2 separate regions of the Mus musculus genome follow, and region 2 is linked to region 1. A link is a loop called in an ENCODE intact Hi-C map of the cell type or tissue named here. Cell type or tissue: gastrocnemius. All regions are shown on one strand. Each heading gives the region's core, and the rest is flanking DNA. Links, peaks and the distances in the headings are about the cores only. Region 1 holds the start of Six1 (sine oculis-related homeobox 1). Region 2 holds the start of D830013O20Rik (RIKEN cDNA D830013O20 gene).

Evidence for each region. Hi-C counts contacts between places; a loop is a spot of excess contacts. Peaks named below come from ENCODE experiments on the same cell type or tissue, not always from the same donor. Only the 100,000 strongest peaks of a DNase experiment are listed, where the experiment ranks them.
Region 2: a loop joins it to region 1, with 5 times the contacts of the local background. A loop is called at or near these places in 3 of 42 quality-filtered maps.

What each region holds. Positions count from the first base shown.
Region 1 is chr12:73,037,901-73,052,611 of GRCm38, reverse strand. Six1 (sine oculis-related homeobox 1) reads left to right here and starts at 5,900. Exons shown (of 2, transcript NM_009189.3): 1 at 5,900-6,745; 2 at 8,783-10,785. The coding sequence starts at 6,186. The coding sequence ends at 9,077. It overlaps Gm51264 (predicted gene, 51264), which reads right to left and starts at 6,727; the gene lies at 6,664-6,727. In gastrocnemius, for the core only: CTCF peaks have their summits at 5,901, 6,812 (motif pointing left), 7,395 and 8,649; DNase peaks (open chromatin) are centred at 7,900, 8,182, 9,006, 9,978 and 5 more places; H3K4me3 peaks cover 7,883 bases; H3K27ac peaks cover 8,000 bases.
Region 2 is chr12:73,395,679-73,410,389 of GRCm38, reverse strand. D830013O20Rik (RIKEN cDNA D830013O20 gene) reads left to right here and starts at 827. Exons shown (of 4, transcript NR_046013.1): 1 at 827-987; 2 at 13,911-14,061. Gm40442 (a long non-coding RNA gene) reads right to left here and starts at 7,644. Exons shown (of 3, transcript XR_872822.1): 1 at 7,587-7,644; 2 at 4,407-4,518; 3 at 3,929-4,030. In gastrocnemius, for the core only: no CTCF peak of the experiment used is centred there; a DNase peak (open chromatin) is centred at 8,470; H3K4me3 peaks cover 2,994 bases; H3K27ac peaks cover 8,000 bases.

The DNA.
Region 1 (14,711 bases), core at 2,430-10,429:
TGGTCTCTTCTGGGAAACCACATTGAGACTGGGGAGGAAGCGGAGGGAAGGGGAGCAGTAAAAGGCAGGCCTGGAAGGAGTAGGGTGGGGTGGGAGAGCTCGGCTAAGGTGAAACTCCGTAAAGCTGGAGGGACTCAGAGACAGCCAGGCCTCTGCACACCAGAGATAGGGGTGGGGGAGACAGTCTACAAGTCTTCATTTCGGCCCTCCAGGGTGAATTGGGCCTTGGGCAATGACGCAGGAAAGAAAGGAGAACAGTAAGAGGTACTCCGGTGCCTTTGCCCGGCGCGCAGACCTCTATTCATCCCTGCAGGCTGTGGCGGCCACACTGTGCGCGTGTCTTTCTCCTTCTGTTCAAACCAGCCCCCACATCTTGAAGTAATCAGTAGCTGAGGAGGGACTCGTCCCCCTGGCATCTCAGGTTAAAGAAAGAGGTCCAGGAAAATGTGGTAGAGCCATTACAAGAAATCCGAGCCGCAGTCATCAGGGACTCCAATTGCCATCGCATTAGGATTGATTAGAGACCAGCAGTACCGTAATGACCCGGAAAGAGGGGCAGCCGGGGATTATTAATATCAGAATGTGTGTGTGTGTGTGTGAGGGGGGGTTAAACTGGGGAGGGAGACGTTTTAAGTTACTAGGATTTATATATAAGTACAGGCTTACCTGAGGAAACCGGATAGTCAGGGAATCACGCAAACAATAAATCTAATTGCATCTAAAATTTCACGAAGTCTGATTTTTGAGAGAGAGAGAGAGAGAGAGAGAGAGAGAGAGAGAGCACGACAAAAGGCAGACCAACATTTTAGTTTTTAAAAAAATAAACATGTAGATTTACAAGTTGATTATAAAGAAACAAGCAAAGGGATGGGGAGGGGTACACATGGACTACTTCCTTACAACTGAAACTTTAAAAAATTTTGGGGGGTTCCCTAACCATCCTGATTGTTTTCTCTTAGGAATATGTTTGCATTTTTCTCTATATACATTTTTTTTTGCAGTCTGTATAAGTTTAATAAAGAGAGTTCAAGCAGTGGTACCGGGATAGTGGGTTTTGTTTTGTTTGTTCAAGATATGAATGACCAGGATCCCAAAGAGATGTGCAGAAGAAGCGGGTTGTCTCCTTTCTTGGAGTATGAGCCAAAACAAATCAGCCCCTGATGGTCTGGGCTGAAACGCAGCTCACTGGATAATTAACTCCATCTTTCCAGTCCACCCTAACTGTTTATTTAGTGTCACCCCGAATTAGCATCACTGGCACTTTCCTCTGAACAGGAGGAGCTGCAGGCTTTCACCTCCCGAAAGGAAATTCTTCTAGCTTAGACAGATGTGATACTCAGGATGTACATTAGTTGAGAGAGAGGGAGGGAAAGTTGACTGAAAATCCAATGGAAGATAAGGACTCTCGGGGAGTTTTCATTTTGTAAACTTGCTCTCCGATGTAATGTTTAAGGAGAAACGGACCATGTGTTTTACAGGCTTCAGGACTGATTGTGACACCTCACTTTCCAGAAAGGTGATGGCCACCTCATGCTGAATGGGATCTTCTGGTTCAGACGTGACCATTGGTGTCCCTGGGCTGAGCCTCCTCCGTGTGCGTGTGCAGCTGAAATAAAATAAGCGAAGTGGGGCGGGGAGAGGGGAAGGAGAAGAAAGGAAGGGAGCTGGAAGAAAGGAAGAGGTGGATACCAAAGGGACAAAGCAAGAGTAGAGGGTGAGCGAAGGAGCGACAGCTCAGGTGCTGACAATATAAGTCACTTTTGAGTATAGTACAGAGAATGAGACTGAGGCACACAGCAATACCTTCCAAAGGCAAGGGCCCAGCACCCCTGCTTTTCCCTCTCTGGGAGTTTTCAGTATGAGGAGAGGATAGGGATAGGGAGCTCAGATTGGTGGAGACCAGAGCTAGGGTGCGTGTGTTTGGGGGTGTCCTGTTTTATCTGCCCCTCTATGTTTCTCGGGACAGTGAGGAGATTGAGATGGCATTTTCGGGGTTGCATGCATGGACAGAGTACAGGGTTTCACTCGTGGGACTTCAGCTAGTTCTGTTTGTCCAGGTGTGGGAGGGGGCGGCAGTCGACTGGCAGTCCTGGGCCAGCCTAGTACCACGGAAGCGGGAGCCTCTGTCCCCAAGCTTCCCCGAATCCAGGAGAAAGCCACTACAACCCCCTATTCCCATACATAAATACATCAGGACTACAGACAAATCCTCATTGTTTAGAAATAAGCCGAGGAGGCCGGACGGCTCCCCCCAGTGAGGCAGAACGAGGCAAAGAGGATGGTGGGAGGGAGGGGGGAGGCAGGGGACGCGCGGATCCGGTGTCGCGTTGCAGATTCCCACTAAAGATAACGAAACGTGATCTATTTTTCAGAACAGCAAGTGGATGGGAAAGAACCTTGACAACACAAAACTCATTTACTAATGGACTGGTTTTGAGTTTCTCCTCCCTGGGTCCGCAAATCTCCCTTCCTGATCCCTAGGCCTATTCAGCCCTGGTAGGCAATGGCGTTCTGACCAGGGCAGGTGGGCGGCAGCTCCCGTACTGTCGCTTAGGATCTTAACCGGGTTCCCAAGGACCTTGGGGATGAGCGGCTTCTGTCAAAGCAGAGGGGAAAGATGAATAATGTTGCCTCCGCTCGGATCTGAGTCTACATACTGCCGCAGAAAGACGACACTAGTTTATTGAAGATACCCTTGACTTCCAATCTGAACGTAGGGTATGAGCCCCAAGTCTTTCTTGATGGTAAATGAACTCAAAGAAACCCGACTGGGAGCCTCAAGGCATCTTGCTTCAAGCCAGGAAAAAAAGCAAGTAGGTCCCAGATACAGGGTTTTGATCCAAGGCCTATGTCAGCCTATGTTTTCTCCCTGGCCTTTCGGTCCACTGCTTAAGTTTACCTGCCATTCATTACCTGCACGGCAAAGGCATCCAGTGCTGAAACCCGACTTCAAGAGCATCTCTCCAGCTTCAGCCTACTAAGCAGGAGTGGACTAGAGTTGTTGAGTTTCCTTTAACTTCCGGACGCATCTTTGCTTTTCATGCGATTTGCATTGACAGCAAAGGTTTTATATTACAGAACAACTCAAACCTTTCTGTGAGAGATTTAAAATGGAGCATTTGGTTTGTGTGGTTTGTAAATTCATGTCATTTTACCTCTTTTAGTGGTTTTCAGTGAAAGGTTCCATTTTGGGAAACCTTATATATCCAAGCCAATAATTATCATTTATAACAATTGGTTCCCTTAACCGAGGGATCCAAATAGCAGAGAGGCTCCTTGGTACAAAGCACATAGCACTTCTTTCTCCCTTTTAGTTAAGCGATCTATTGGAATAAATGGAATAAGGGGGAGGGGGCAGGGGAATACTGGTGTGTCCAACCCCTTCCCCACCCACCCCCCCTGAGGAAAAACATTTTCTCATTTACCTCATTGCTAGTTTTCATATCAGCCGCTCCACTCCTCTTCCCACGTGTCACCAGTGTCTGGTACAGTCCTGACTCCTTTTGAACGGAGATGAAACATAGGGGGCTCTGGAGGATGCCCTGAAATGGTGGTCATACTATTGCTCTTCCTTCCGTTATCCTCTGTAAATGTATACCCGTCCTTATCTGTGAGTTATACCTCCTGTCTCTACGAAGACAGTTAATTACAAATTATCTGCTGTACTCAACTGACGGCTTTGCCTTTTAAGAGATGTGGTTGTGCTTATAACCCTCTTCCCATTTTAATTGTGCACACTTGTTCCAGACTTTAGGGTACTGATTTTGAGAGCCCGTATAAGTCCCCATTCTGGTCCTCACACAGCTGCCATGTCAATAAGGACTGTTCCAAGCAGAGACATTCCTCTTGGCAGGACACTACAGTTCCCCAAGACTTCAACTGAAACGTCATGAGCACTAAAATAAGACAGCGAGGGAAAATTACCAGGCACACAGCCTTGGGCTCAGCAGTGCCAGGCTTCCAGTTTAGAAAGTAAGTCATCAGGCATACCATGTGGCAGGAGCTCTTTTGAAATGATAAATACCATTAAATGCATTTTATATATTTAAAAAAAAAACCCAAGCCTAAATGTAATGACATATCAGCATCTGCTTCCAAGGTTTAATTGCTCAGGGTAGACGGAGTTTCAAGGAAGCAGAAAGCCTTGTGTGGGAGCTCATCAGAGAAGAGGTTTTCTGGCTACTTACAATCTCTCCAGGGAAACAGCCCTGAGGTGGGAACCCTTTATGATGTTGAAAGGCATGTAGCAGGGTGCACTGAACTGGGTGCATTTTTTAAAAAAACATCTAAATAATACAAAGGGAATCCCTTCTCTCACTTGGATCTCAAAATGCAAAGAGTTCTTTGGCTGATGGAATCAAACCACGGCAAGGAGACAAGCTAGTTTGAAGAGCCCAGTGTTTGCTCCCTGCCACTCCCTAAGAGGGCACACCGGAATCAAAAGCATTTTTGAAGTGTACTTAAAATTCTGTTTTCAACTTATCTAATCAGAGATAAGTATAGTCATAAAGTCACTCTCCCTCCACCTTCCCTTATCTCCACCCATTGTTCTTATCTCTTGCTTGACTTAGCCACTGACAATAGATTATCTTTGTTTAGAGAGGCTAATTGTTTTTGAAATCTTTTTAATAATTGCTTTGGAACAAGGTGTGCAAATGAGGCTTAAGTTAATTACAGCTTCATTTGTCTGTGCAGTTTTACTAAGCATTCTCCCCACAGAAACAAAATAGCAGATGATGGAACTTAAATTGCAGGACACATCTCATTGGCTGGCAGTAAAATAGGCCAGCATTGCAAACACACACACACACACACACACACACACACACACACACACTTTATTTAATCTTCTTGGAGCCACTGTGGTTCTAGCTTAGAGGGCAGTGTCCCTCTCAGAGCAGGGCAAGGATTATGTTACAACCAGACAGTTATTGGAGCTGGGCGCAGTTTTATTTAATTTACACCCCATTCAGCGCCTTTTGCATGAGGTTCCCCAATTTTTTTTTTTTTTTTTGCTAATGGCAAGTAAAGCTTTTCAGCATCCATCGGTAGCAGGGGTTGCTTTGAAAAAACGCAACCGTACAACTGGGGAAACTGAGTCCAGAAGTCTATGGACAGCAAGATTCTAAATTGCAGATGAAGCCCTGGTGTCTCTATGCTACAGTGCCAGGGTCAACCCTTCTGATCCCTCTTCTAGAGGCACTTTGAGAATGAGGGGAATGTTGCCCAGATCAGAGTCCTTGAGACCTTTAGGAGGTGTTAGGAGTTAGGAAGAGAAAGGGTGTAGGAGTTGGGGGGTGGGGGTGGGGGTGGGGGTGGGGGGCTAGGTTTGTCTTCACCTCCAGGAACCAAACCTGGAAGAAGCCACTTTCAGAGTGCTTGCAGCACAGAACCCTAGTCTCCTTTTGTATTATTTATCTCATTCCATAAGCTATTCATCAATCCATTATTTATTCATCTTAACATTAAGGTAATTAAATATGAGCTCACCGGGAAAAGCCAAGACTGCAAGAGACAGGGCTAAGAATATGGAGAAGAGGGTCATTAGAACGTCTGCAGCCATTGATTTGTGCTGCGTGAGGCTCCCCTTAGGTGACACCAAAGAGGGCGCCGCTTCGCAAGGTCCTGACTTGGTCACCACCCTTTTCAGCACCCCAGTTCCCTCCTCCCGACCCCACCTCACTTCCCACCTCTCCGGGTCCTTCTCCTCCCACCACTTCTTATCCTAGGCAGCACTCGGTAGCTTCGCCCTCCCCACGCGGGGCGGCAGGGTGGCGCGGCTTTGCTGCCGGGCCGGGCGGCGCGCAGGCTGGCCAGCTTCGGATAGGCGCCGCTCGCAGCCAATCAGCGTGTCGGGGACGCTGCGCGCTTTAAGGCCGCTGCGGGGAGAACAGAAACCAAGTTCCCCGGCAACCAGCAGCATCCACCCGGCGGCAGGCGGGAGCCAGCGAGGCCCAGAAGGCTGTAGAGAACGCCAGCCACTCGGAGTCTAGCTCACCCCTACTTCTCTTCGTCTTCCTTGGCCTCCCACCCGCCGAGGTTCGACTGGTCTCTTCGCCCGCGCCAAGGCTAGGGAGGGGGTTAGGAGCAGCCGCGCCCCCCTCCCCGCGGCAGCCGCCCCCTGCTCTCCCAGCTCTGCTCACTGCCGCGTGCGCCCGGGCCCGTGCGCCCCGGCAGCGCCAGCCATGTCGATGCTGCCGTCGTTTGGTTTTACGCAAGAGCAAGTGGCGTGCGTGTGCGAAGTTCTGCAGCAAGGAGGGAACCTGGAACGCCTGGGCAGGTTCTTGTGGTCGTTGCCCGCCTGCGATCACCTGCACAAGAACGAGAGCGTGCTCAAGGCCAAGGCGGTGGTCGCCTTCCACCGCGGCAACTTCCGCGAGCTCTACAAGATACTGGAGAGCCACCAGTTCTCGCCTCACAATCACCCCAAACTGCAGCAGCTGTGGCTGAAAGCGCACTACGTGGAGGCCGAGAAACTTCGCGGCCGACCCCTGGGTGCCGTGGGCAAATATCGGGTGCGCCGAAAATTCCCGTTGCCGCGGACCATCTGGGACGGCGAGGAGACCAGCTACTGCTTTAAGGAGAAGTCTCGGGGCGTGCTGCGGGAGTGGTACGCGCACAACCCCTACCCCTCACCGAGGGAGAAACGGGAGCTGGCCGAGGCCACCGGCCTCACCACCACCCAGGTCAGCAACTGGTTTAAGAACCGGAGGCAAAGAGACCGGGCCGCCGAGGCCAAGGAAAGGTACGCGGCGTGCTTGCCCAGGCTCGGGTGACCCCGGGAAGTTTCACCCTTCGCTCCCTTCTGCCCCCCGCAGGCGTCGCCACCAGCTTCCTACCCGCCGCCACCCGGCAGAGGTCCGTGGGGCGGCACCCCGGCCTCGGCGACGCTGCTGTGAAGGTTCATGAACTCTTGAGGTTGCCTGTTAGGGACTGGGTCGCGTTTGCGTGGAGCACTCGCGCGTGGGTTTCTTTGGTGAGGGAAAGTGTGGGGAACGGTCGGCGTTGGGTTTGTTTCATGCCCTCCGGGCTGGCTCCGGCGAAGAGAAGGGATGGCCAGGGAGTTTGTAGATCAGAGGAAACGGGGGTATTGCTTGGTATCGCGAGGGAAGCTGTTCGGTACGGCGGAAGGTCTCGAACCTCCGCTCTTTCGCTCCGTCTTGAAGCTGGTCTGAGTCGAACGCTCGGCCCCCAGTACCTCCCGGCTCTCTGCTCATTCTCTCCGGCTAGTCTATGGAGGAGAGTTCTGCTTCATTTCGCGCTAGTTGGACAAAGGGAGGAGTCTTGTAAAAAGAAATACCCTGGAAAGGGGACACTGGGGGTGTCGCTGCTGGGTGTCCTATCAGAGGCCCCAAGCCGGGAGAAGACTGCCGCCTGCCGCGCTCCCTCATGCTTGGCCGGGTTGCTTTCGCTGGCCCCGCCGCCGCCGCTGCGGGCGAGGAGAAGGGCTCCAGTCGCTGGCTTCCCCCTCCCGGGAGCACGGAAGCAAAGCTTTAAAAAAAGAAAAGAAAAGAAAGAAAGAAAAAGAAAGAAAGGGGAAAAGTCTCCCTTCTCCCCTCCTCTCCTCTCGCAGACGCGGCGGTTCCTCGGCCCGGGAGGTTCGTAGCGGAGCTTCTGGCCGAGGTTCGGAGGAGCGCGGGGCGGAAAAGTTGGGGAGCTGGGCACAGAGCCCCGCTGTGCTCGCCTTTGTTCACTGTCAGCCTGGGGGCCGAAGATCTGGCTTCCAGGATTCCCCCTGGGTGGGGAAACCACAGAGCCTGCCTAAATTCCGGGGAAAGGGGCTCTCCGGAAGAGAAAGACGGTGCTGGGAAGGGAGTGTGCAGGCGGGCGAGCGCTAGGCTCCGGGTGGCCGCCGGCGCTGGAAAGGAGGAAGAGCGAGCAGTCCTGAAGTTGAGTGGGACCCGGGGACCCGGGGACCCGGTGCGGGGACGGACTGACACTCCGTTGTGCGGGGTCGGCCGGCGCCCAGCCGGGGCGGGGCAGCGAAGTTTGCCCGGCTGAGAAAGGGTGGGAGGCTCTGGATTGTGGGCGAGCAGCTCAGAGAGGAGAGCAGGAGGGGCTGGGGAATGAACTAGGAGTAACGAAACAGGGATTGCTCGGCTCCAGCTACCCTTTAGTTTACAAAACGGCCGGTCCCCAAGCCAAGCGAGGGCCCACTCCCGGGTGAAATCCGAGAGACTGGCTAAGCTCCCTGTGTTTACTCAGGTCACTGGGCCGCTCTGGGCACGACTTCCCATGACCTGTCCTAGGTCTCTGGAACCCCAGCCTCCAGACAGGGGCAGGGAAACTGGTCATCTAATTGTTTCCTCAGATGGAGGCAGGCAATTGACTTGGGTCAGAGCAAGCATTTGTGCATTGGGCAGTTTGTCTCCCGATCATTTCGTTATTGCAACAACCATTTGTCGGAAGGCTTCCAAACAGTTACTTGGAACTATGGGGCTGGTTAATAGGTACTTAAACATACAAAGCTGAAAACATTTTTTTTTTCTTTTTGGCTTATTTTAAATAAATCTGGTTCACCCGACTGTGAGACGTACAGTAAAGTAAGGAACTATCTCCCAGCAGCCCCCCACCCCCATTTCTTTAGGCTGCCTCTTCACCTCCCCCATGACCCTTGGGGCTGGGTGGGAGGCAGAGCGCCTCCGTTTGGGTTGGTGACAGATTGCACAACGGCCCTTTCCTCCTCCCAGCCCCCCTTCTTTCATCTCACACTTTTTAAAAACAGCAACAAAACAAAACAAAACTTCTTTTTAACCATATGGCGTTGTCCTCTATTTCTCAGGGAGAACACCGAAAACAATAACTCCTCCTCCAACAAGCAGAATCAACTCTCTCCTCTGGAAGGGGGCAAGCCGCTCATGTCCAGCTCAGAAGAGGAGTTCTCACCCCCCCAAAGTCCAGACCAGAACTCGGTCCTTCTGCTCCAGAGCAATATGGGCCACGCCAGGAGCTCAAACTATTCTCTTCCAGGCCTCACAGCCTCCCAGCCCAGCCACGGTCTGCAAGCCCATCAGCACCAGCTCCAGGACTCTCTGCTGGGCCCACTCACCTCCAGTTTGGTGGACTTGGGTTCCTAAGTGGGGAGATATTGGGGCCTTGAAGGGATGGCCGGAGCAGCAACCAACCGCAGCAATCTAGGGGACACTTGTACATAGAAGCCAGGGACAATTCTGCAGCTTGTTTCTGGGGTTCTTTGCGCAGAAAGGAACCACAGGCTTTCACAATTGTCTTTTTAAAAATTACAACCAACAGCGGTCTCAGTTGAGCATCCTCTCCCTCCTCTCCAACTCTTAATACCCTTGCATTTCCCCTCCCACTAAAAGGTCAGGAAATAACAAAAACAGCCAGGCTTGGTTCTGGGCAACCCAGGCATCCTTTACAGTAGTCCCTTATTCCACCTCTTCTTCCTCCTCCTCCTCGTCTTCTTTTAATGAACAGAAATTACAAATCAGCTGGATTGTAATTATTTTTTTAATTTATTTATGGAGAAACGGTTTAGGGAAGAGGAAAAGGAAATGAAGAGAGATCAAAATAATGAAAACAAGAAACCTTCAGTGTGAGGGGAACTGGCTGCCTTCTTAAGACAAATAGGAAAACTATAATCACAGCTGTTTTTTGATGGGAAGATTAAGTTTACATTTTTCATATTTAGTGTTAAATAATTTTATGTAGATTAAAATAAAAGAGCAGTATTAGCAAGGGAAACAAGTGCCTAAATGTCTTAATGCTCTCTATGGGAGGCGGTTAGGGTAGCAGCGATGTTAGTAATACAACTATTTTTGTCAAATTTAATAGGGGTTTTGGTGATTGTTTTCTTGTTTTGTTTTGTTTTTTAATTTTTATGACAAACTCTAAACGTGTACCAACGAGGGAGGGGGAAAACCCGCTTTCCTAAATGTCATCAGTTCTTCCTCAGAAACTCTCCTATCTGTAGGCTGCCTCTGTGCAGAGGGCTCTGCTACTACTCCTAGTTCCTACTTACAAGAGGGTGCCAACCAATCTGGCAGCCCGGTGTTTGTTACTAAAACAGCATGTGTTTTTAGGCCTCCTTTCTATTGTACCTAAACCAGTCTAAATTAAAACTCAGTAGCCCAGCAGGAGTTTGATTCTGTTTCTGAAAGGTGAGTTGTGTATTGCTGTCACCGGGCCTATTTAAAAACAAGTTTTCTTGCTTTCTTAGTAGTAGTTGTGAGTTGCAGAGGGTATTTTTGAAGTCTGTCACCCGAAACAGAGAGAATAGTGGCTAGGTTAATGATATGACGAAAGAAAAAAAAAATTAGCCTTGGGTATTTATTTATTTTTTTGTTATTTAGAAATGCAGTTTTGTTTACCACTGTTTCTTCTCCACAGCCTTCATATGTTAGCTTGGCTCTTTTGTGTTAGCAACTTATGAAAAGACTGTGACAGCAAACCTAATTTATCTATTTTTTTAAAAGGGAACTCGAACAAGAATTTAAGATTATGAATTGAATTGTACAAATAAAAAAGCAGGTCATCGGAAGCTCTTTTGTCAGATAGTGCCCAGAAAAATCCCAGGAATCAAGAAGGCTCCATGATCTTTTTGCCTGGGGCAAAATGATGTATCTTCTGTATTTAGCTTTTAAGACTAGTAAGACAAATGGCATTATTTATTAAAATTCTACTCAGGATAACAGGGTTGGCTTGCTCATGCTTTGTAAAATATTGTTCCCCAGGGAGAGTTTATTTATTTTCTGACATGACAGTTTCATAATTTTGATTTTTCCTCATCTATAAGTGTCAATATTAATATATTTCTTTCTTATCTTTCCGTATTGTTTTTGACCTGGAGAGAGAGAGAGAGAGAGAGAGAGAGAGAGAGAGAGAGAGAGAGAGAAAATGTGTGAAAGTAAGGCTCCCTATAATGAGTTTTTTTTTTTTTTGACTGTCGGATTGTTTTGAGTTCAGAAGAGAAATGGTCATTGTGCTTTTAAATATAGTCACTTTTACTTATAAAGTCATTTTCCCTTGGTGATGGACAGATATGCACACAGAGACCATCATTTGGTCTGGGAGCTCCGGGTCCCATTCTCCCTTGTTAGTGTTTTGGATCATTAAGTCGGTGTTTATTTAAGTCACTAGGGTGTTTATTCTCCACGTCTTGGGCCACGGAGAAATGCCACCCTCTGCAGGAGGGGCTCTCTCAGGGAATCTCCACACATTCTTCACATTCACTCCCCAAAACAAACACCCGGCACAAAGATAGCTTTCAGTGACCCTAACAGGCTTCAAAAGAGACCGCGGAAATCTCTCTGGAAAATAAGGAAGGGCCAATTACTTTAATTTCTTACATGCCCTCGCTTCCTACTCCGACTACCCCCCACTCTTGCAGCTCCGCTTGGCATAATTTTAGAGTCGTGAAAGTTCTGTATCCCAGGGCGCGCCGGCCCACTTCCTGCTCGCTTGGTTGGTGGATCTTGGAAAAGTCTGCAGGTCTGGCTAGCAGCTAAGACGGCCGGTCCTGTAAAAGCCCCCGTGATTACTGCTTGTAAACTCGTTAAAAGGACAGTTTTCTGTCATAGCCATAAACTCTTTGTAAAATCCCTGGCACCCGATCCAGAATGTGCGTATTCCAGATGTGTCTAACAAGAAATTGCAGTCTGCCCTTCTCCGCCATTCTCCGATCAGTCTGGCTAAGAGCGGGACACGCGGGGGAAGGCGAGAAAGCTGGATATTGCTTAGTTTTCTTGGCAATCATTTTTAGAGCGATCATTAGTGGGGAGCTAACCATATTTCTTTCCCTCGAGGAAAACTGAGAGAACCAGCTGTTGAGGGGCCAATTTGCCTTCTCGGAGTCAAAGTTTAACTGAATCTAGAGCCACTTTTCGTTTCTCCACAGATTTCATAGCGATAGCCAAAAATAATGAGCAGGATCTTACAAATAAGGCGGTTTTAGGACGAAACTTCACAGCATTTGCCAAGCGGGGGGGGGGGTGTGTGGGGGGGAGGAACAAAAACAAAACAAAACCCCCACCAAATCAAGTGATGTTTTCTAAAATGTCTTTAATCTCGATACAAGGTCGCCAGGATCCGGCTTTCTTCTCCCTGTGACCCCCTGGCTGAGAAAGAAGTTTCCTAAGTATTTGGAGGCCAAGGGGTTTGGCCAGCAGTTCCTGAGTCTTTGGTTTAACAGATAATAGGGACTCAAGAACTGGGATTTCAAGACCACTGGAACTGTCAGCAGGAGGTATTAAACCTATCTTCTAGGCAAGGACAGCCTGGTCTTCATCTGGAGATGGGATGGAAGCTCCCAGTGGAACCGCGTTGATGGGCTAGCTCCAAGGGCTAGGCACCTCACCCCTGCGCAGCGACCCTCGGCCTCTGCATCGTCTGTTTGCAGAGGCCGCCTTCATAGAGGCCTCCCAGGCCTGAAGGTCTTTCGCTGGGCCCACGGGCAGGACTCCAGACCTAGGATAGAGAGGCTTCTGCTGCAGAGAACTGGGGGAGCGTCTGTTATCCGCCTGCTCGGGAAGCTGTTGGTGCCACTCTGCATTAAGGAGGCAAGAGCAGTCCTGGGGCACTGAGACTTCAAGGGCAGGCTCTGCTCCCTGTAGTTTCCAAAGAGAATCGCACCTGTCTCAGGACCGGGATCGTATGGCAGCTCCAGGCGCAGGGGCTTGGTGGACCCCTGAGAAGTCCCGGAGACTTCTCAGTCTCCAGTCCCGCCTGGCCTCAAGGGAGAAGAGGAGGTCTTAGGCTGGGCCCGGACAATGCAGCTGTCCCCTTGGGCGTCTCGGGACATCTCCCAGACTCAAGGCTCGACCTCCCTGATGAGTTCCTAGCCCACGTGAGTGGCACAGGGCGCTCCACCGTAGGGTGACACCCAGCCCTGAAGTGGGGTAGATTTCCTGGCTGCAAGAGGTTCCCAGAGCAAGTGTCAGCGCCCCCGGGCTTTTACACCACGCCCTGGACAGTCCGCTCGGTCCGTGCCGCCTCGGCCCCGCCGTCCGTTCCCCCGCGGCCCTTCCCACTAGACTGGAGCCTTGGCTTCGACTCCGTGACTTAAACGCCTTACCGATCGCTGGCCAAGCAGTGCCTATCAGGAAGGTGGCCTAATTAGGAGTTAGCCTCCATCTCTGCGGGTGGGGAGAGGTACCCGGGCTTCCAAAGTATTTCTCTTAGGGCAGAGTCGTCGCTTTGCTTCCACAGTGTAGTCGGGTGGCTCCGGGGGACAGCTCCCTCTTCCCTTTGTCCAGTCCCGGATCCCAGCCGAAAGGCACCAGCCCAGGGGCGCAGCATTTCTGGTTCTGGCGGTTGAAGTACACATTCTAGCCAGATTTTATAGACGTGGGTGGTATTGACAGGCACAGGTGGGGTGTTCCTTTTCCAAAGCCTTCTCCCAGAAGGCTCTAAAACCTTCTAGACCACCCCCCTCCAGCGGTCCAAAGCCAGAGGAGCTAGTATTGGTGGCCACTTTGTCTCAGGAACATTCAGCCACTGAGGGTATCGGAGGACTTCGTTTCCTAGTTTGCCTGTGTGTTGGATTACCTTACCCACTAGAGAGGGCACTTCTGAGCACTCCAGGCTCTGCTCTGACTGGGTCTACAAACTCTACCTGGAAATGTCTTTAAGAGGGACGAGCTAGAAAAAATACTGGTGGACCAGCCAGGGACAAAAAAAAATTATCAAAATTATGTCCGAAAGCTTGGCTATTCTTTTATCCAGAGAAACAAAACAAAACACTGTCCGGGAATGGTCTCGTTTTATTGCGCACGCAGACACACATACACTCACACACACACAACTTCGTTCCAGCTGATGAAATTGGAGACCTGTTCTCCTACTGAGGATGACAATCAGGGTTTTAGACGCTGTATTCCTTTCAGACAGCGAGAAACAACACTGCAGTAGCGTTTAAAAACAAAGAAAAAGAGACTGCTAGGGGCCGGAAAGCTGCCTGCTCTCCAATCCCTGCCTCAGATCTCCTTTTAACTTGTTAATGGATGGCCCAGACCCGGTTTCTCAGCAGGTAGAGTACAACCCCACACTGCTTTTTAGAAAAGTACTCACTATTCTTTACAGGAAAGCGAAAATATTCTCCATGACCAAACAGAACAGTGTAGGAAAGAAAGGAAAACTAAAAGCCAAACATCAACAGCAAGTCTTACTGAAATGGGAGAATGGGTTAGTTTTATATATTACACATACTTCAGTGTGCCTGAAGCGGCCACTCAATTGTAATTAAATAAAATATGGCTGAAAGACACTGAGACTCTTTCTTCTCCCTTATTGTTAGCGGTAGCGATTGCCATTGAAAGAAAAGCAGAGAGATTCTGCTCTGTACCTTTACTTTGTGCAATACACTCTAAAAATGTATGCCCCACCCCCGAATTCATCTGGTCCCCTTGCTGCCCTTCCCTCAAAGTTAAAAGATAAATACTTTATGAGGTGGACACAGGTAGACTCTAACAGGAACATGGTGGACTGACAGCCAAATCTACTTTAATATGCCATATACATTCGTTTAATTTGGGAGTTTAAAAGGATTGTGACTTTTAAAATGCCATGACTCATTTATAATAGAAACAACTTTTGAGGGGGAGGTGGGGAATTGGTGGTGATTTCAGGATTTGAGATGCTGTGCATGTGGAATTTAAGTAAGAGTCCCAGACTCCACATCTTTACTGACATGTCAAGTGTGGGATTCATAAAGAATACATCTCAGTGTCCTTGATAATCTACAGATCTGCGGG
Region 2 (14,711 bases), core at 3,616-11,615, 360 kb before region 1:
TCTGCCTGTTCAGTATTTTGATTGCTCTGCTAGTGCTCTGAATCTGTGGAGGCTGGAGCATCGTTTACTTCCTAAGCACAAGAACCTTGGCTAGTTCTCAGCTGTACCAGCCATGACGCGGCCTGCCTACGGCTTGGGACTTTCATCCTCAAAAGTCCAATAACAGTATATTCCTAGCGGGGTTTTGAGAGGTGTCAATGAATCATGTAAAGGACTTAGTCTAGTGCTTGAGGGCATAGATGCTCAAAAGTGGTGACATAGACTCCTTGCAACATTCTGTCCCTTGGAAAGGACAGCAGAGACTGCTCCCACAAACACTGCAGACCCATCTCTAACCCTCAAAAGTCCCCAGCCACCTAGCCTAAGGCTCTGGGGGGCTGCAGAGTCCAGGGCAACAGCAACTCCATGCAGCAGCCTGGATGCTCTGAGAAGCATGCCTGGCAGCCAAGGGTTTGCCAGCACCTCCTGCTGCTGGCTGCCACATTTGGAGCTGAAACCTAAGCATTGTGGCTTACATCATTGCCCTCTGGGCAGCATGGTGGGTGTGTGACACTGCCCACTCTTCCTCCTTGTCACCAGCATATGGCGAGATGGGAGGGGGACTGAACTCACAAGGGGGATGTCATGGTGTTTTCCGGTGTGCTCTCTATAGATGCTAGACTACACCTGTGTCCCAGTGCTTCCCAGGGCTTTGAGTGAGAGTGTCGTTGCCAAGGAATGTTGGCTACTGCAGCTAGCTAGATTGTGTGGCACTTCCCAGCCTCTCTCCTGCTCCATCTTGGCTGTGTTCCTGCCATTCTCATGCCAGAGGACATCACTGCCCTGATGTTGCACAAGGACAACATGGGGGCACAAGAGCGTTGGCTTGTTTCTCTTTTGAATTCCTGATTCAGAAAGCAATGGGTTCAGGGTCTTGGTGGATTGTGATTGATCTACTCCTGTGGAGAGAAACTCCAACCTCCTGGAGTCTCTTGCCAAGACATCAAGGTAAGATTTACGGAAAGGAAAGAGGAAATGAAGGAAGAAAAGAAGAAAGAAAGGAAGGGAGGGAGGGAGGGAGGGAGGGAGGGAGGAAAGAAGGAAGGAAAGAAGGAAGAAGAGTAGATGGTGGGTCAGATGAGAAAGGCTTGACTTTATTGCTATGACCTAGTCCTGTTCTAGCGGGAGAACATGATCCAGGTGAGAATCCTATGCCTAGCCTATGGTGCAGGCTATACAGAAATTGCTGAAGATGCCACAGTCAAAAGCCATCATCACTGACAACAGGTGCAGGGGGAGAGGGTAAGTGGAGCCTCCTCACCTTTGCCACCTCAAGCCAGGGTGCACACAGCACGAAGGGTCCCATATGTTCTATGAAGGGGCGGGAAGATGAACCGGGAGAAGGGTAAAAAACGACCTTGTCACTCTGGCTTCATGAATCTCTGGGAGGGAGACATCTCTTCTGCTGGTGACCCCGGTAGAGCCACCCAATGGTGAACCTGAGTATTGAGAGTCTCCAGGGCTCTACCCAATGGCGCAGTGCTAAAACCTTGGTTGCTTTTCTGGCAGTGGGGATACACACTGTCGCAAGGGCTAGGGGCTGTTGTCTGCCAGCTCGTGGCCACAGGCCCACGCTCCCTGAGGTGTGAGGGGGTGATGAACAGTGATAGATTGCTCTCTCTGGGATCTCTGCCCAGTGGCCTGGCACAGCTGGAATGTCCTTGGCCAGGTCTTTGTGAGCAGTCAGTCAGGAGATGGGTCGCATGATCAGACAGCTTGGGCTTGCTGGGGGATTTTTTTTTCTCCAGGTTTTAGAATCATCCAGGGTCATCTGAATGCCCTTGCAGCTCTTGTTAAATCCCTTAGGATCAGCTCTGAGTTCCAATTGTTCAGCTTGTGCTAAATTTGTTTAGCCTAAGTGGGCATACCCAAGGAGTAAATGTGTCAACGCTGCTGTATTCCCATCTGTCACGGAAGGGGAAGTGCACTCAGAAAAGGGGTAGCCGGTGTCCCTTGACCACCTTTCACGTGTTTCACCTTTCACACCCTTGGCCACCGTGAACTCACTCCCGGATGATGCACCTGCTCTGGACTATCCTCGTAGCAAACCTTTACTATGCAACGCCCCCTCCCTCCAAATCTGCCAAACTCAAGTGGCCTTACTCCTGCAAAGTGTTCCCTGAGACCTAGCTCGTTTTAAACACCGGAGAAACCACAGAAGCCTCGTTACTGCCCTATGGAACTCAAGTGGCCTTACTCCTGCAAAGTGTTCCCTGAGACCTAGCTCGTTTTAAACACCGGAGAAACCACAGAAGCCTCGTTACTGCCCTATGGCTGTGACAAAAATACCATGATCAAGGTGCTTTTAAAAGAAAGGGCGTATTTGGGCTTCTGGCTTCAGAGGGTTAGAGTCCGAAGGAGCAAAGATGTGGCAGCTAGAACTGGTGAGAACTCGTATCTCCATCCCTGAGAGGGAGGTAGGGTTAACTCAGAATGGTGCAAGGCTTTAGAAACTTCAAAGCCCATCCCCACCGACATACCTCCTCCAGTAAGGCTACCCTATCCCCTTGTCCCTAAACAGCCAGCAGCTGGAGACCAGGGTTTTAAACATATACACCTATGGAGGCTGGTCTCATTCAACCTACCACAGAGCCCTCATCTCTACCTGATTAATAAGTGACGATTAAGCCCCCGAGTCAGGTACTGCCAGTCCAGAAGAACACAAGATGTCTCCCTTTCCTGCCTTAGTGAATGTGAGAAGATGCACGGGCCCAGTACATACTTTGAAGGCGATGAGCAGGAAGCTGGAGGCAAACACCAAGGACTAAAGTGGAAAAGCCAGTGTAGGTGGGAACACAGTAAGTTCAGGGAAAATTAGTAGATAAAAGGAACCTGGTCCAGGCAGAGGGTGTCATGTGCTCCGAGAAATCACTAGGCAGGAGGCACAAATCCCATCTTTGACTGAAAGACAGACAGCCTCAGAACTCCGTGGAAAATAGATTACTGGAAGGAGGTACACAGTAGTCCAGACTCAGAATATTTTATGTATGTATGTATATGTGTGTAATATTGTATGTGTGTGATATATTGATATATATATATAGTATTGTATGTATTATGTATGTATGTATGTGTGTGTATATATATATATGTGTGTGTGTGTGTGTGTGTGTGTGTGTGTGTTTTCTGTTGTACTGGGACTAAATCAAGAAGCCTTGTGCATGAGCACTCTGGCATGAACTCCATCCCCAGCAGTTCATTTGATTTTTAAATCTCTTGGTAGAGGGGCACTTGCCTCCTTCTCGTTGGTTCGCTTCCTCCCTTCCAAAGCCGAGTCAGACGCAGGTCTTAGTTTGCTCATTTGTATCTGCAGCGACAGGCCATTCAATGGATCCCAGGTGGATGGATGAGATGTGTAGTTGGTGCTCAACTTGCTGAGCAGATTTCAGGCCCATCCCCCTTTTCCCTTCCCTTTCCAAAGGGGAGGAAGAGCATAGAGATCCAAACAGCCAGAGAAACTGCCTTGACCTTCGTCCTGAGGTAACCCTGGCACCTGAGACACAAAGTCTGAAGGCCTGGAACTGCTTGGGGCTCCCAGTGCCTTTCCAGGTGGTAGAGATGCCAAGGTAGTACTCTGCAAGATCAAGCACCTTTTATGGCCTCATCCGAGTCTTGGACACAAGACTTAAGTTTGCCATAGTCTTCTTACAACAATTTACAAATGGTTGCCCTATGTACAATACTGCCCAGTTAAAACAAGTTAAGTACTTTATGCCATGAACAGAATGTGATCTGCGGCAACAAGCATCACTCACGGGCATCTTTTTCTATTTCAGTTCAATTCCGGTTTCTGCATTAGGCACCGGGAGCCAGGAAGGACAGTACAGCCCTGGCTTCAGAGAGCTTATAGCTGCAGAAAACCAAACAAGCTCAGAAGCAAATAAATGATACAAAGTATTTTAATTGCTGTAGTGTAGACATCAGTTCAGCCGTGCATACAGCGACTGTCTCTCCTGGAGGTGAAGAGGCGTGGAGATGAGGAAGTGATCCACTAAGGAGGGAAAGAGCATTTATCAAGCTCGTAGGCGAGGGGAAGGGCCCTGAAAGTTAGAGTTCTCTTGACAAACAGGCAATGGGGCTGGGAGTGTAAGTCACACCAGCTGTAAGGGTATTTGTTAAGGTTCAAGTATCCTAGGCTGAGACAGATGAACCCATACGGCAGGGCTTGGGCTGGGGTGCTGGGCTCGAGAGCTTTGAATTGACCATTGGCATAGACAGCCCCTGAAGGGTTGTAGGTAGGGCACAGGGTGGCAACGGCAAGTTTACTCCAGGGAAGGGTTGCTGGGCTGGCAGGATGGGGACTAGAAGAGAAGGAGTTCAACCCAGGAAGCCAGGAAATCAAACCAGGCACAAGAGAGGTTGGTCACCTGGAAAGAGAATGACGATTCTGTAGGCAGAGCGCTGTTGCCTTCACCAGGTGCACAATGCTGACTGAGCGACGGGGCTCGAGAAGTAGAACCAACCAGTCTCAGTGCTACCCTGGGAGTGAAGGAGGAAGTCTTTTATGTCCTGCAAAGGGCAGTTCACAGTGTTGCTATACAGGCCAGCCCTGGGCAGAGGCCACATGCTGTTTGCTTGGTGGAGTGTGCAGATGGAGTTTGAATATGCAGCTGGGGTTTTCTCTGCACATGTGCAAGGTCACGTGTGGCGTGGGACACAGTAGGTGCCTGGATTAAAAAGGTCTTCGCTTGTCTCATAATATCAGAGCCAGACCTGGAGACAACGTGCAGGGTTACCTTCTTAAGAGATCTGAAATCTTCTCTTTTCTAGACTAATTACAGAATCATCCCCACCCTGCTTCATGCAGCTTGCTCTGACTCAGTCTCTGTGACCCTCACCATCTTCGTTATCCAGCTCTGATTGACATTAAACTTTGCCAGACTGGGAACTGGCATACTTGCAGTGGGCTCTTTACAATCAGGGAGACTGGATTCAGTTACGAAGGCATTGATGGTGTCTAGAAGTGATTCGGGGTTGGAGTTGGTAGGAGAAAAGAGGAGCTAGCTGCTAGGGCAGAGGTCTCAAACTGTAGCTCAGAGAAGCGAATGGAGTGGGGGAGGGGTATAGGCATTCAGTGTCTACATCTATGAGGCTCCCAAAGACAGAGGTGAGGTCCACTCCACCTTCCTAACCCTGATTTCCCGTACTTTTTCTCTGGTGTCTTTTATAAAAGCCAGTAGGTTTTCCTGTCTCCCTCCCCCTGTCTCTATCGTAACGCAATGCCTTCTCCGGGGGTGCCGCAGCCATCTGGCTATCTTCTCTGTGTCTGGCCACCTCATCAATTCATCATCCCCTTTATAATCTCATCTGAAAACATATCCTTTCTTGTTTGCTTCTTAATTTCTCCCTCCTCCGGCCACTTCTTTCTCTTTCTCTGAGACTTTATTATGACTTTACAGAACCCCAGAGGATAGATTGCCTAGGAAATATGCACTGTAAAGTAAACGCATATGGCCCTATCTCTCAGTTGTCCAGATCTAGCCCAGCTGTGCAACTTCACAGCCCAACAGCTTGGTGATATGGCACTGGCTTAAAAGCCACCTTGTTACCTTGCGAGGACTTCCATGGCATTCCTTGTGTGCCGTTAACCTTAGATGTCCGTGATGCAGACGGTAGTAGGCTCAGTGGTTTAGCAAGACCAGACCCCTGACAAGGCAAGCGTGAGCTCTCCTTCAGTCCCAGAGATCAAATATTAACTCCAATCAACTGCGAGCTTCCTGACATTGGTGTCCCTGTGGTGTTTCATAAGTCCTGACAGCTCCTTACCATTGTTTTAGGGGGGAGCCTGCACCCCATTGCCTTCCCTGGAAATGAACACTCTTTCCTTGCTTTGGGTCTTGTCCCAGCATGAAGCAGGGAGATGAATGCATATGACCAAAAATGTCAAAGATGACCTGAGAGAAAAGGGATCTTCGCACCCGTTCCAAGAGCCTTCGCAGTTCCTTTTAATGAGCTTATGTCGTGTTCTTCTCGGGTGGGAGCAGCCCAGGGTCACCTGTCAACAGCTCTATCTATAGCAGAACCCCCATGGCTCACCCTGCCATCTCTGCTTGCACAAGGCTTGCTGACCCCGAGGCTCAGCTGTGAGAATCAATCATCCCCTTCCAGACTTCATCGTTCAGCAGCTACGGGGCCTCAGCTATTTTTATCACCCCCAAGAAGCCGGTGGCCAAGGACATGCCAGGATACCTCTGCTTAGGGGTGTCGCTGTGGGAATGAGTGGTGGGAAGTCATGGCAGCTGAGCTTCTGCCTCAAAGTTAAATCCAAAGGGCCTGACCTGGAACGGAGCCACATTTGATCTTCTTCCCTTGTGCAACCTGTCCCAGAGGCTTACACAGGGGAGACAGATGTCTCAAGAGGGAAGGAGGCCAAGGACATGGTGGAAGGACTTTAGGTCGGAAGGAAAAGGAAGCAGAGTGCACGTGGCCTGGGTTACACCTAACCAGGGTGTGGGATCATATCCTCTAGATACCTGACCTCAGTGACCTGCACAGATGCAGCCCCCCAAAATAACAAAGCAAAAAAAAACCAACCAAACAAACCCTTGCTTCTCTGTTTGTGACAGTTGTCAATCTTTGTAGGTGCTTCCTGTGGGCCAGGCTTAATGTTGGAAGTAGGCCTCTAGAATCTTCTCTAGAGTTGTCCAGAGTCTAGAGGACATGGCTAATCAGGCCAGGCATCACCAAACCCTGGGGGTCTCCTTCCTAGGCTACCTTTGTCCACTGTAGGTGCGGATCCTGTGGGATACAAGTGCAGTTTATATTTGCAGAGGTCCATTTGATACCCTCAACAAACTCCTTCGGCATAACCTCTGAGGTAAGGGTGTATTTTTAGTCTGTGTAAAAATAGTCTGGACGGCCGTCTGTGCATACGTATGCTTTGCTCACCAGAGCTCCAGCACAGGGAATGATGGCAGAAGGCTCGGGGGCCCTGAAGCACTTTCATCTCTGAGAAGATGGGATATGTGGACCCCAGGGCCTTGAGGAGGTGAAAGTCGCCTCCTATATAATGCTGTGGGGGGACAGGGAAACGGGTGACCTTCAACCTCTCTAGATCCCAAGATGGAATTTAAAAAACAAAGTTAGGTGGGCCAGAAACCAGGGTCCTCCTGAGCTGGCAGGGGAAAGCCAAGTTGCTGGCAGCCACTCAGGACGAGAGGGGTCAGTTGTGAGGGTGGCCCCACTGAGGCCCCTGCAGGTTCTAGGCTACCTTCCTAAGGGCAGGAGTTCAGAGGCAGGATTTATTGGTCCCTTGAGCCAGTGAGCAGGTGGTGGCAGGAGGCCCAGGCCCAGAGATAAACTGGGGTGTTTATCAACTACTCTGGGGCCCTGGAGGCCAAGAAGGCCAAGAGCTCTCTTGCCGCTTACTTAGCCCAAGGTTCTGTCACTCTGACCAGACACCTGGCTTCTCTGACATTGTCACATCCCTGCTACACTAGCAAGCTGTGGAAAGTCTCCGACACTCACATCTGGGCAGCATGCAAACTGAGACAAGTTTCCTGAAGGAAAAAAACCTGGCAGTTGATACGGGACTCTAAAAAACATACCTTTGGAGGCTGGATGGCTCATGTGTGTAACCCCAGCATTTGGGAATCAGGAGGATCTCTGGGCTAGCCTGGGCTCTCTGAGGCCCTGTCAAGAAAGAAAGAAAAGAAGGAGAGAAGTACACCCTTGGGCTAGTAAGTTCTGCTTTCTAAGTTTCTCCAAAGCCGAGGCTGTCTACAATAGTGGAATAGCAGACTACACTCCGCTGCACCTACTTAGTGAAATACTGTGCTGTTAAACATCTGATGATACAAGAAAGTGCTAACAACGTGATGCCTGATTTGACAGGCAGGGTAACAACTATATATAGCATATGATCTAAAGGCTTTTATTATTGTAACAGTTACTACAAAGAAAAAGGTCCTTGTTTAGACAAGTTTGTTCAGAAGCCACTTGCTTGAGGGGAAGGCTATAAACAGGTGTGCAGAGCAAGAGGAGATGATCTAAGTCATGGTGGAGGGGAGGGGGAGGAGAGCAGGCAGTTTGGGAGTGTGTGTCTGAGTCCTCTCCAAGCAAAAGGCACACAGACCCTCCGTGGGGCCAGCCAGCTATGGGTATAAAGAAACTTAGTGTTGTCACTGAAGGTGTCACCACTGCTGTGAACTAAACCTCAGCTGCACGCCTACCTAAAGTGTTCAATAAAGTCCACCAAATCAGCAGCTGGTTTACCTAAGTGGAGATCCAGAGAAAGAGACCTATAAGATGATGAAGTGCAGAACTACATAACAAAGTTAGTCATGGGCATTGGTGCTCGAGGGCTGGAGAAATGATTAAGTTGGTAAAGTGTTTTGCCATGTGTATTAGTCAGGGCTATGGAGAGCAACAGAACTTACTCAATGAATCTACAGAGAGAGAAAAGGGGGGAGGAAATGGCTTGTGGGCTATGGTCCAGCTAGTCCAACAATGGCTGTTTACCAACACAAGGTCCAACCATCTGGCCTCATGGTTTTCAGTATACACCAGAATCCCAAAGAAGTAGGGTTGAATGCAGTGAAGGAATGGGCTTTGCAGCAAGAACAAGCAGGCAAAGGGAGAGCCTGCCTTCTTCCACTTCCTTTATTTAGACTTTGAGCAGAAGGTATGACCGAGATAAGGTGGGTTTTTCCACCTCAAAAGATCTAGATTAAAGGTGTATCTCCTGACCTCAAAAGACCTGAATTAAAAAGGGGTCTTCCCACTTCGTATGATTTAATTAAGAAAAAGAAATTCCTCACAGGTGTATCCAGACACTTGGGTTCTAGTTAATTCTAGATGTAGTCAAATTGACAACCAAGAATAGCCATTATTTGATGAATCTTTGAATTTGAGGCCAGCCTTGCCTACAGAGAGTTCCAGGAAACTCAGGGCTACACAGAGAAACCCTGCCTTGAAAAACCAAAATCAGTTAAAGTAGGAATAGCCACCACACCATGTAAACATGAGGATCTGAGTTTGAGTACCGAATCCCCATGAAAAATTACACACATAAGCACGCACAATTGCACTTGCACACTCTTGAGCACACACACACACACACTTGCATGCACAGGCACTCACGCACACATGCATACTCTAGCACATGCACACATGTGCACGCACGCACGCACAGGTGGGAAGCATAAAATAAGTGCTTGGAAGGTAGGAGACACCTCAGAGAATCCGAGCGTCTCTGGAGTTTGTAGGAAAATGTGGGGAGGGGACGCTTTGAACTTCCCTGGGAGCACTAAATAGGGATAAGCCTTCAAGAAAAACAGAAGCTGGAAAATTCTCTCTGAGACATGTATACATGTCTGGGTGTCCACGATCTTACACACAGGATGAATAACAGTGCGGGGACTTTAACAGTGCTATGCCCGGGTAGTGAGATTTAGGGGGATAACTGCTCTCCTTTTTATAGTTTGAAAAATTCTGGGCCAGTGAAATGGCTCAGCTGGTGAAGGCATTTGCCACTGTCCTAGTTTGGGTTACTATGGCTGTGATAAAACACCACGACCAAAAGCAAACTGGAGAGGAGAGTGCTCATTTGGCTTATGCTTCCACATCACTGTTAATCATTGAAGGGAATCAGGGCAGGCACTCAGTGTAGGAACCTGAAGGCAGGAGCTGATGCAGAGGCCACAGAGGGGTACTGCTTACTGGCCTGTGCACATGGCCTGCTCAGCCTGCTTTCTTACAGAGCTCAGGACCACCAGCTCAGAGGTGACCCCACCCACAATGGGCTGAGCCCTCCCACAACAATAACTAAGAACATACTCAACAGGCTTGCCCAAAGCCCAGTCTTAGGGAGGTATTTTCTCAACTGAGGCTCCCTCCTCTCTGAGGACTCTAGCTTCTGTCAAGATGACTTAAAAGCAGCCACGTCACTAAAACAGTCACTAGGCCTGACAGCCTGAGTTCATTCCCTGGAAGCCACATGGTGAAAGGAGAGAACTGACTTCCACAAATGGGAGCCTGACTTGTATGTATGTGCCCTGACATGGGCACGCACGCAGACAGACGACAGACAGACAGACACATACGAAGTATCTGTGTACTGGAAAGATGGCTCACTCCCTGGCATGCTGCTCTTACAGACCAGGGTTCCATTCCCGGTACCCACGTGTCTCATAGCCATCTGAGACTCCAGCCTCAAAGGATCCAGCACCCTCTTCTGACCTCCACCAGCATCAGGCATGGTGCACATACATACATGCAGGCAAAAAAAATCATTTTTAATATACATAAAATAAAATAAATACAAAGTTTAAAACATCCTATTTTAAAAGAGGACATTTCCGACTCTTGACTAGAGATATGAATCAGATGGGAGAGTGCTTGCCTACCATGCACAAGTCCTGGGTTTGAGTGTCCTGCACTGCATAAACCAGGCATGTTGTACATGCCCATAATCCCAGCACTGAGGAAATAGAAGACAGAGGATCAGAAGTTCAAGGCATCTTAGCTACAAAGCAGGCCTGAGGTCAGTTTGGGATACACGAGATTCCACTTCCAAGAGACTTTTTTCCCAACTCTTCTGTAAAAACCCTAGTTATAAAACTACATTTTGTAGCATTGGGAGGGAAAACCACTGAGTATAAACAATGTCGTTCCATGTGGTGTGTGGAGGACACTCTTGGCCTCTGGGTTGGTGCTCAGCTCCCACCACAAACACTGACTCTTCACATAACTGGGTCAGCTCTGGGTCCCTGGGCCCCTGCCCGCTCACCAACACACTGAGATGACATGGCACTCCCGGGAGCTCAGAGACATTCCAGTCTGGTCAGCAGCCCAGATCTCACTGCTGGTCACAGGCCCACAACAAACTGTTCCCTGGCAACAAGAGGTAAGACTACCGCTGTGAGGGGACAACCTGTGTTTATAATCTCTCCCTTGGGGCTTTGCTTCTACTGCTGAAAAGGCTTTCTACCTAGGCACCAGTCCTCAGCGTTTTCTCAGGATAAAAGAGAGGGGTCTGAGAGAGATTATTTGCAGATCTCTTTCTGATGGTTCTCGCAAACTTTTTTTTTTTTTTTTTTTTTTTTACTGTGGTCAATTTATTTATGCTTGAAGAGGAGGGAGGGGGGAAGGAAGGAGGTTGGCATACACAGGGGAAGGACAAACAACACTCAAATGATTTGATAAAGCCTTAAGGGATCACATTATTTTATATTTAATTTATCTAAAATTAGCCGGGCGTGGTGGTGCACGCCTTTAATCCCAGCACTTGGGAGGCAGAGGCAGGTGGATTTCTGAGTTCGAGGCCAGCCTGGTCTACAAAGTGAGTTCCAGGACAGCCAGGGCTATACAGAGAAACCCTGTCTCGAAAAACCAAAAAAAACAAACAAACAAAAAAAAAATAATAAATAAATAAATAAATAAATAAAATTAATTATACAGAATACATGTAATGTATACACACACACCCACCTTGAAATTAAGCCACTTGGACTACCAGTGCTCCCCACAAGAAACATACACTAACAAAACCCCCAGTACCTAGCACAAGAAATCTCCTTTCTAGTGGTTGGTCAAGGTAGTCCAAGTGACTCCTAGAATGGTGGAGATTATCAATGGAGCTCTTAGTTACTTCTCAAGGGTTGGGGGGGGGGGGGCGTGTTCCTATTGCCAAAGACACTACACATTTAGGACACAAGAGGATGATTTGAACTGGATTTGACCTGAAAGCGTATTTTCTATTGTCAGTCTTTCAGATACTGGAATATACTATGAATATACCCAAGGAGGAGAAGCAATGGAACAGTCTTAGGAAGGCACAACACCTATACAACACACGTGACTAGCACGGCAAAGTATCTTTAAAGGTGTGATAAGTGGCACTCCTGTGTCCACAGTAGCCAACAGCTATCTAATTGGACTTCAGGCCCACTCTACAGCCGGTGGTCTGTTACGGGAACTGTAGTCAGCTTCCATGGGCTAGTGACGTCATGGACTTTAGAAAAGAATCTACTACCCCCACTAGGCCAGCATGATCCCTTCCTACGTTCTAAATCCTATCCCCATACCCACAGATTGGTGTAGCTGCCACCTCTTATCCAAAAAGCTTCTCTTTATAGCTAATGGACATAATACAGACAGAGATTGATGGATAGTGGGGAGCCCAGACCCAACAGATACATCCATATCACAGCTCCTGCATCTATGACTCAAGAACATTACTGCAGAGGAGATGGAAAGGTTGTAATAGCCAGAATACCAGAAAGTGTTGGGTAGAATGTTCTATCCTAGAAATGGCTGCATAAACCACACCAGGACAACAGCAGTATCAATGGACATTGCTGTAAAAGAGGCCCCATCCATAGGCAAAGAACTACAGGCAACTAATGATGACTGCCCAGAGAAGGGACATTAGCCTGGAGAAGTAACATTAGCCTCTCCCAGGGATGAGCCCACCGCTGATTGTCCACTGCAGAATGACCAGCCCTGAAACTATATACACACAAACAACATAATCAGACTCAGCCGGTGGTATTTACATATCTGTGCATGGTATATACATATATACATACTTACATATATACATACATACACACATATATGCATATAATAATTAAAGAGACTACCTACATGAGAGTGGGAGTATGGGAGAGACTGGAAAGGAGGGAGGAAAGGGAAAGGGTAAAGTGATATAATTCTATTTTTGTTAAAAATATTAAAAATTATAAACATATATATATATATACACAATTTATAGTGTAATAGTTTTACTATGTAATAATCTCTTGTTTTATGCATGTATTCTATAACAATTTAATATATTTATATTGCATTCTATTTCAAAATATAAAATAATGCTTTCAAAAGTTTAATAGCAATGGGTTCTTGGGTTTCTGCTCCCTTACCTTAAATAGTGTCTAGTAATGAAACTTTATGAAGTCAGACACTGTTCAATAACCCAGGCTCAGCAAGACAAATACCACATGTTCTCTCTCATACTGCAGAGTCTAGGTTTTTATGTATGTGCATATCTGTGAGTGTGGGCATAGGCTGTGAAACTAGAAAGGGACCAGGAGAAGAAGTGTAAAGTGAGGGGAAGTGGGCTGTGGACTCCATCAGCCATGAGGGTGACACAGGAGTGATCGGGTGGACAAGAGTTCAAGGGGGAGGGAAAGGGAGGGAGCGAGAGCCACAGAAACAAAGACAGGGTGTTATGAAAATGCTGTATGAAGAAATGCTCATTTACTCATATGTTAGCTAAAAACAATTTTTAAAAAAAGGATGGGTACTGTTCACATGTAAGAACTTAACATTTTTTGTTTCATAACCCCTTCTCGGCTCCTCCCCTGGCTTTGGACCATAACCCAACAGTGTGTTCCCTTTTTTGCTTAGTGAATACACAGTTGTAGACAAATAGAAGAAAGGAATCCAGGGTTCAGTAGCACAGTATTGAATATTAATGTTATAATTAACATTAATTTATTGTGCTTTCAAAACAACTAGACGAGATGGTTTTGGATGTCCTTACTACAAAGAAATGAGAAATATTTGGCATGATAAATACACTTACTATAATGATTTGGTCATTACTCAATATATATATACACACACACACATATATACATATATATATACACACATACATATATATATGTGTGTGTGTATGTATATATACATATATATGTGTATGTATATATATATATATATCCCCATATAATGTATAATAATTATATGTCAAACTAAAATTAAAGCAGTTATTTCTTCCTGGGAGACAACAGCCTAAGATTCTATTTTGGAACTGTGTTCTTCCTGCTTGGGAGTAACACTAGAACACAGCGGAGCTCACAGCTGTAGAAAACTCTATTCCAATCGATAATCTTTTTCCAACCTTTGGGTACTTTCTTTCACCCAAGGATCTCAAGGCACTGCGGGGCCTGAACAAGGACGACAGGGATGTGGATCACCCAGCCTTGTCCTCAGACGCCTATAATGTCTCCCTGGGAGTCTGCAGTGAGGTTTGAGCACAGTCAAGAAGAGATTGAGGAACATTGAAGGAAGACCAAGGTGAGTCACCATGGAGGCCTAGGCAGAGACTGAAGACAAAGGATGGCATCAGGAAAGAGCAGGTCTGAAGGCCAGTGCTCAGAGAACCTCCCACCACAGCCAAGGGCACCACCCCAGGAGTCAACCACTCAGCCTTTGAATAAATGAACACTGAGTCTCGGGGGTCCAGGGATACTGTTATATCAAGTAGAAGGGCATTCATGATCCATCCCCAATGGTTCAGCGGGCTTCAACTTTCTTCTCTTTTCTTCCCAGAATCCGGTTTGTATTTTTTTAATTTTTACTTTATTTTATTGTTTTGATGAAACCCTAAGACTCCAAGAAGAAAAGTTTTAGAGAAGTTCCTTCTATCTTTATTAACTCTAAATCCAACAAGCCAACCAGCCTGCTTGGAGGAGGACCCTCCCTGCCTGCTTTGCAGAAATGTCAGGAATGATGTAACACTTGGGATTTTGTTGGCTTGGTTTTGTTGTAGTGGTGCTGATTGCTTTCTTTTTCATATGCAGTTTAAGAGTCAAAGTGCTAGCCCTCTATCTTTTCACGGCTGCGGATGTCAAGGCTCAGAGAAGTTAAAAGCACTTTTGGGGATGCACAGGCTAGGATGCGGCAGAAACAGGCCTGGTTCCAGAGTCTAGATCTGTCTTTGTCAA